Linked DNA regions of Homo sapiens: region 1 is linked to region 2. Evidence: chromatin contacts called from ENCODE Hi-C or POLR2A ChIA-PET data. All regions are on one chromosome and are shown on one strand. Each heading gives the region's core, a stretch centred on a gene start or an enhancer-like site at or near the end of the contact. The rest is flanking DNA. Distances are from core to core; before and after follow the strand shown.

What was found. Hi-C counts contacts between places; a loop is a spot of excess contacts on that map. ChIA-PET counts read pairs that join two places held with the same protein, here RNA polymerase II (POLR2A).
Region 1: a map of posterior cingulate gyrus shows a loop between it and region 2 (6-fold over the local background). The contact joins two enhancer-like sites. A Hi-C loop is called at or near these places in 1 of 168 maps with a recorded cell type or tissue (posterior cingulate gyrus). POLR2A ChIA-PET finds 5 or more read pairs at or near these places in 1 of 52 experiments (H1).

What each region holds. Positions count from the first base shown.
Region 1 is chr5:68,133,092-68,136,351 of GRCh38, reverse strand. No RefSeq gene overlaps it. Among named protein-coding and RNA genes, the nearest start is that of LINC02219, 55 kb to the left of the region's middle. Within about 2 kb of position 1,816, at least 2 of the 41 ENCODE cell types and tissues checked have a DNase peak (open chromatin) inside an H3K27ac peak, as active enhancers do.
Region 2 is chr5:67,037,340-67,040,830 of GRCh38, reverse strand. The region is part of intron 4 of MAST4 (microtubule associated serine/threonine kinase family member 4); the gene reads right to left. Among named protein-coding and RNA genes, the nearest start is that of MAST4-AS1, 35 kb to the right of the region's middle. Within about 2 kb of position 1,435, at least 2 of the 41 ENCODE cell types and tissues checked have a DNase peak (open chromatin) inside an H3K27ac peak, as active enhancers do.

The DNA of each region.
Region 1 (3,260 bases), core at 567-3,066, 1.1 Mb before region 2:
TCCATGAACGAAGTTTTACTGAACAATAGCTTTGTGTAGGCAGCTGTGCTCAGAACCATAATAGGATGCACAGATGATAAGTCATAGATCTCCCTTCAATGAATCCATAGCCCGGAAGAGCAGATTTTTAAATCCCCAAAATATTAAGAAATTAAGATCCCTCAACTACCTAATTCACATAGTTTTGGGCACTTCCTATATCCAGTGATGACTTTCATATTTTGTTGATCTCGCTGGCTCTCTTCCTATTTTATTTGTTTTCTTCCTTGCTCCACAAGTTTTGGAAATGGCTTATAACAAGAAGGCATGCCATAAAATAATGATACAATATTACAAGAAAAAAGAAAGCATTGTCATCATTATAGGTGTCTTCAAATCCTGCTGGTCCACTTTTTCAACAAACTAGCCTCAAGATTCTGGCATCTTCAACAGTTTATGTTCTCTCTGCCTCAGTTACCCATTCTCCTTGATAGATCCAACCTTGGTCTTACCAAGAGGAGCTCCACCTCCTCTAATATCTTAAGCTCTCCTTTATCAATTGTTAACCAACTTTCTATCCTTTCTGTTCTCTGCCTCTCATGACCCCAGTGTTTGTTATTCAACCTCATTCTATTTCAATACACCAGCCCTTTAAATGCTCCTTTCCCTTCCCATTGAATATCCTCACCTGTGGCTTGTTTCCTTCCTTATCCAAACTAAATATGGGCTGTGTCTCTTGAACCACTGTCTTTCTGCTGCACCTGTCTCTCCAATTTCCACAAGTGGATCATCCTGATTCTCTGCTGTCTCTTACTTTGGTATGTCACTCCACTACTTATTGCTGCCCCTGTACATTCAGGGTCTCCAAACCCAGACTGGTCCTCAGAGTGCTCTGTGTCCTTTAAAAAATTGCCTTTTTCAGATCCCCTCTCCTTCTCTACCGGGGCCAGACTTTCACTACTCTCTTCAAGCTACCCTCCCCATCTCCTCTGCACCTTATTTCATAGAAAAAATTAAAGCCGTCATGTATGATATCCCCGAAACCCAAGGATTCCTTCTTATGAAATATCTGCCTTCTCACTATCCCTACCTCCACACCTTCAGCTGCAGTAGAAAAGGTGTTCCTTCCCTGAATAAAGTTTATTCTTCTGGGTTGCTGAAGCAGTTTTCATGAGGAAAAGGGAGGTTTCCACGTGTCAGCTGGAATCCATGCTTCTGCATCCTCTCCCTTTAAGGTCATTGCTTGGGTAACTATTTCCTAATATCTACCCTTATAATTGGATCTCACTGTTAAATCTAGGCGCTCCTTCATGGGCTCATTATTTAAAAATCTGGGGGCAAGTGGTAAGATTTGTATGATGAGATACAAATGTGCTAATTTCTTGACTACCTTATTCCATATTCTATTTTGGATTCTGCATTGCTAACGTACCCAGGACTTACACTTTTTATTTAATTTCTTTTTTCGGTTTCCTGTTAGTTCTTATCAAACTAGGATTTAAGAGAACAAGGTTCACATTTACCCATACATGGAACAATCAGGGCCAATATCAACAATCTGTTGACAGGAGAACAGGAGAGAAGGTGCTCATAAAAGTTAATAAAAACGGAGCTTCAGATGATCCTCAACAAAGGAAAATGATCTGCAGAAACAGGAAGCTCTTCATTCCAAATCAATTTATTTTGACAATATTAGATTATATATACAAACTGGCCTGACTCAGGGTTTTTTCATATACTTGCTAAGTCTTCCGTAGAGGAATGGCCTTTGGGGAAAAAGCACCCTGAGTCAAGCTAGCCTAGGTAAAGCCCCACCCGGCTCAGTGCCAAGCCTGGCATTCAGCACTCTGAAGATGATTACCCAAGCCATCAGGTACACAGAATTTCTGTCATTCAAATGATGATCACTAAGCCAAACTTCTGAACCATCTCAGGGAGAAAGATGTAACTCTAAGTTTACTAAGCTGGCGCCACCAGCACTTTTGTGGTGGATACACGATTGCTCAGCAGGGGTCCTGCCTCCCTTCACCAAGATGCTTCTGCATAGCTGCAGACCTTGCTCGTGCTCAGCCAGAAAGAACTGAAGCCTTGGGAAAGAGGAGTTTAACACAGAATCCATGTCGTGGGCATTTGCGAAATCTCCTGCGAGACACTCCCGCAGACAGAAGCAGTGTAGTGTGATTCATGTTAGGGAGTCAGGCAATCCTGGGTTTGAATCAAACTTCAGATCGTTCTTTAAGTTTTGGTTTTCTTATCTGTAAACTGGGGATAATAGCAATATTTGCCTTAAGAAGTTGCTTTAAGGGTTAATTATAAAGCCCTCAGCTTTATAGATAACACTCAATGTTTAGTGTATTGTTAGTATTTCTGTCTTTACATCTAAGACTCCACTCAGCCTTATTTTGGAAAGAATCTTTGCCATTGGAAAACACATTCAAGGATCATGCAGTGTATGAGAGGGTAAGAGGAAACCAGAGCTGCTGGTTGAATGTACTGGCTTGAAATTAGCAGGCCTTGTTCCCTTCATCCCAGACATAACAGGAGCAGCCAGTTCTCTGTGGTAGGAAAATCTGAGGACTCCCTGGACTGGGTTACCCACAGCAGAGCTGGGTTCACTGGAGAGGCCACAGCTAAGGATGGACTCTAGTTGGGGAGGGCAAAGCTGGACTGGGGGTGGTGGGGAACAACCAAGAATCTAGAAAGAATTTAGGATTAAACAAAGTGTGTCTTAATTTGAATGAAAAAGGCAGATTATGAGTCAAAATATGCCCCATCCACCGAATAAAGTGCCTTTACTCTCAGCACCCTCTGCTGCTGCATGAGTTAGCCCTGCAAATATACAGATATCTGTATCTATAAACATAGCTACGTCTATATTTATAAATGTAATTATATCTGTAAATACATCTATATCTATAGCTATAATCTATTATGTAGATCTAGGTCTATACACATCTGTCTAGATCTTTATAAGAAAAACAAACTCTATACAACAAAGAGTTTACATTGGATATCTTTGGGTGTATAGGATTATGGATGTTAAGAAATTTATTTTTGCTGTCTGTGTTTTCTGATGAGTATATCCCCATTTGTAACAAAATAAGACAATAATAGAACATTAATTTTGAAAAAGACATTGGGGCCGGGCACGGTGGCTCACCCCTGTAATCCTAGTACTTTGGGAGGCTGAGTCCAGCAGATCACTTGAGGTCAGGAGTTTGAGACCAGCCTGGCCAACATGGTGAAACCTCGTCTCTACTAAAAATACAAAAATTAGCTGG
Region 2 (3,491 bases), core at 186-2,685:
AAAGCAGAGAATAAGACCTTTGAAGGGCCTAGGCCCAATAATGATTATATGTACACTTATAAATTAATATCTCACCATTCTGGTCATACATAGAAATCACATGAGCTTGGTAACTAGGAATCCACAGCTAAGAGATGGAGCTGGTACTTAGGATACCAACCAAACCAGACTTTTGAGTCTGTAGCATGAGGGTCAGGTACAAGAGATAGTTCAAGCTATGGAGCTTTACATCAGATTGTGAGGTTTTTCCGGAGGCAGTAAGTCTGACCCTGGTGGACAGACAGTCCAGTATCACCAAGTGGGGCATGAGTTTTATCCCAGGATACACTTGTGTACAGATTTTTCAGGCTCATGGTAGACAGGTGGGATGTGGACACGATATAGACGCTCCTTCCTCCACAGTGTATTCTCAAAGATCCATAGGTAGATGATCCAACATATGAATTACCCAGGTCAACCAGGCACTTCCTTCCTTATGCCTGCCCAAACCAACAGATCTAGCCAGACACAGCTCTCTGGAGAGAACTGTGTTTATGCATGCAGCAGATTTTTTTTTGTTCTATTGTTTTTTAGTGGATTTCAAAATCAAATCCATATTTCTGGATCATGCCTCTTTTTATATGACTTTTCTGGTTTCTTATTTCTAGATAACTCACTCTCAGTGTTCAAGAGAACCCAGAAATCAGATTTGTGATATGAAGCATCCTTGTATAGCACTGGCTTTGGGGAAAAGAAGAATTAATGCCCACATTGTAACATGCGTCAGAAAGCAAATTTGGCCAGCAAATCAGAATAAGATACACTGACTGCATTAGTGAGATAAGTTTATATTATATATATATACACACACATATATATATATATATATAAAATCTCAAAATAAAGCAAACTCAACAGTAAAAAATCTTATATTTACAAATCTTATAGCCTTGTAACCCCAAATTGTAGATTCTTCTGTTGCACTTATTCTTTCAAGATGTTATTCCTTTAGTCTGGTATCTTCCACCATTACTATCCTCCAAGAACTCCCTAGACTCTAAGAAAGCAGACAGGAGAGGGATCTGTGTGTAGAAAGAGGCCTCACTAAATTGTGTGGATTAGATTAAAACTATGGCAGGAGATGGGATGAGACACAGTGCTTCAGTTAATGAGGAAAAGTTTAACTGTGGTTTCAGTCACTTTCAGATCTCCTGCCTGCCTCTTATAGGTACGAACACTTGTTTCTCACAGGTCCAGCCTTCTGTTTAATGAGAGGAACTCATTCGTCCCTAGCCTGAGATTTGGTCCTTATCAGTAAGTACTCCAAGCTCCAGGATAACACATCAATTCCTCCTCACCATATTCACCAGACACCCAACCTAAACTCATTCTGCATTCCCTGCAGTGACTCAGAGAGTTCCTGTTCACTGTGTCCCTGGATTCCTGCTTATGAAAGCTATGGAATCCCTGACCTTCACATGGAAGTACTGCTAAGCAGAAATTCAATGGTATAGACAGATGGCACCCTACTGTGTCAACTTTCCATATTGAAAGGGATTGTGAATAATTCACCCACATGAAATTAAACTGCATATCAAGACCAGAATTAGGATGCCTCAACTTACTGAAAAGAAATCAACGGTACTATGAAAGAAATAAACATGAACTCTTCTATTGCTTACTTCCACTTATTATTTTTCTAAATAGACCCTAAATCCTATTGAAAGGGTAAAATACATCTGAAAACAACAATGCAGTTAAATCCATCTTGAAAATAAAACCTGTCGATAGCTACCAAGTGAGTCATTCCTTTGGCTTTGTGGTCATAACATATTTCCATTCAAGTATAATCATAAAATTGTGGAGCTCGTTTACATAAAAGAAACAGTGTTTTCTATGTCCTTAAATTAAAGATCTCTCTCCAGAGCCCTGGGTCTTAAGATACTAGCTTCAGTGACTATTTATTACAAAAGGCTGCAATGTTTTCTGAACTCACAAAAGTATATGGTAAGGAGCAAAACCACATTGTACTATTAGCTTGCCTCCTGGACAGTACACCAAAAATTTGATGCTATGTATTTCAAATAATAAGAAATCATTTTCATTTTATTTTTTAAAAAAAATCACATGAGCACCTATTTTTGTATCTAAATGTGTCAATATTTTAAAATAATGTATAAGAAGGGAGATGAGTGGTAAGCATGAGGTTATGCTGTCTTTCTACAAATTGAAGACTAGCACTTGGTGATAAACAGTTTCACAGGACAAAGTTAACTTCCACTCCACTCCATCAACACCATCATCAATTTGGTTTTCTTGTTTTAAGGTAACTTGTTTTTCTGATGTGTAAGTAGCCACGTTACTCCACCAAAAATCCCCTAACAGTTTTTAGAGTATCTTGCCCCATGCAGAGGACTGGTACCAGGGCCCAAGACAAGTGCTTACAAGGAGTTTGTAATCAGGAAGTCTAGGGAGGGTGACTTTTCCTTGCATTATTAAATAGATCCATTGTTCAGTTAAGTGACTTTGTATAACTGGGAGGACAAAAATAAATAATAAAAATCAGTCTACCTAAGATTTGACAAAATCTGTGTTAAAAAAAAAAAAAAAGAGAAACTAAAGGCAAAAATAAAGATAAAGCAGCATATAAAATCATCTAAACTAGAATTGCAACTGTTAGAGAAAGATTTCAATAGCCAGGTAGACAAAGTGTTCCCATCATAGGTTAAGGTGTTTTCTGAAATAAATGCTGTGGAAAGAGAAGATATTTAACAAAGAAGCAAATTTCTTTTTATCATTAAGAAATATGAAAAAGGTGGATGCAAGAGGTCTCTAGGAAGATTATTTAATGTGTCCATAATATATTGTTAAACAAAACATAATTCCACTTATGAAATTTTTTTTTGGATTATTGTATCAGGCAAACACCAGAAGAACGAACAATTAATGTTTGTGTTCTAGTTTTAAAAAAGAAAAAAAAATCCCTGGGCAATGAGTCTAGCATCATAGTTAGAAAGAATTAATGATATATTAATTATAAATGATAACTCTATCTCCCAAATTCTCCTGGCTCTTGTTGTCAAAGCCTTGAATCAGAGATGGGTCATTTTTCAACTGTTAAAACTTCCTCTTAGAGAAAGAACATTGATTAGTTTTCTACTCTCTCTTCTAAGAGATGATTTTACCTCAAAAAGATTAATCTCTAGCTCATCCAGGAGAAAGAGTTAATCAATTTGTATAGAAATGAAGAAAACTGCTTCCCTGATATTTTTTAAATGTTTTATTAAAAATTGATAAGATCCAGGAATAGAAATAGGGTTGACAATGTTTCTTAGGATAGCTCATTTTTTGCTTCTTCTGTCCTCCAAATGCTTTTTATGTACTAAATGAGCTATGTATTTTTAATACTCTACTCCATAATACAGATCCAGTTCTGTCTGAGTCACACCAGCCTAAAATCAAATGATGACAAAGTCTAGAGGGAAAAGAGGGCATTTCAAAAGAGAACAAGG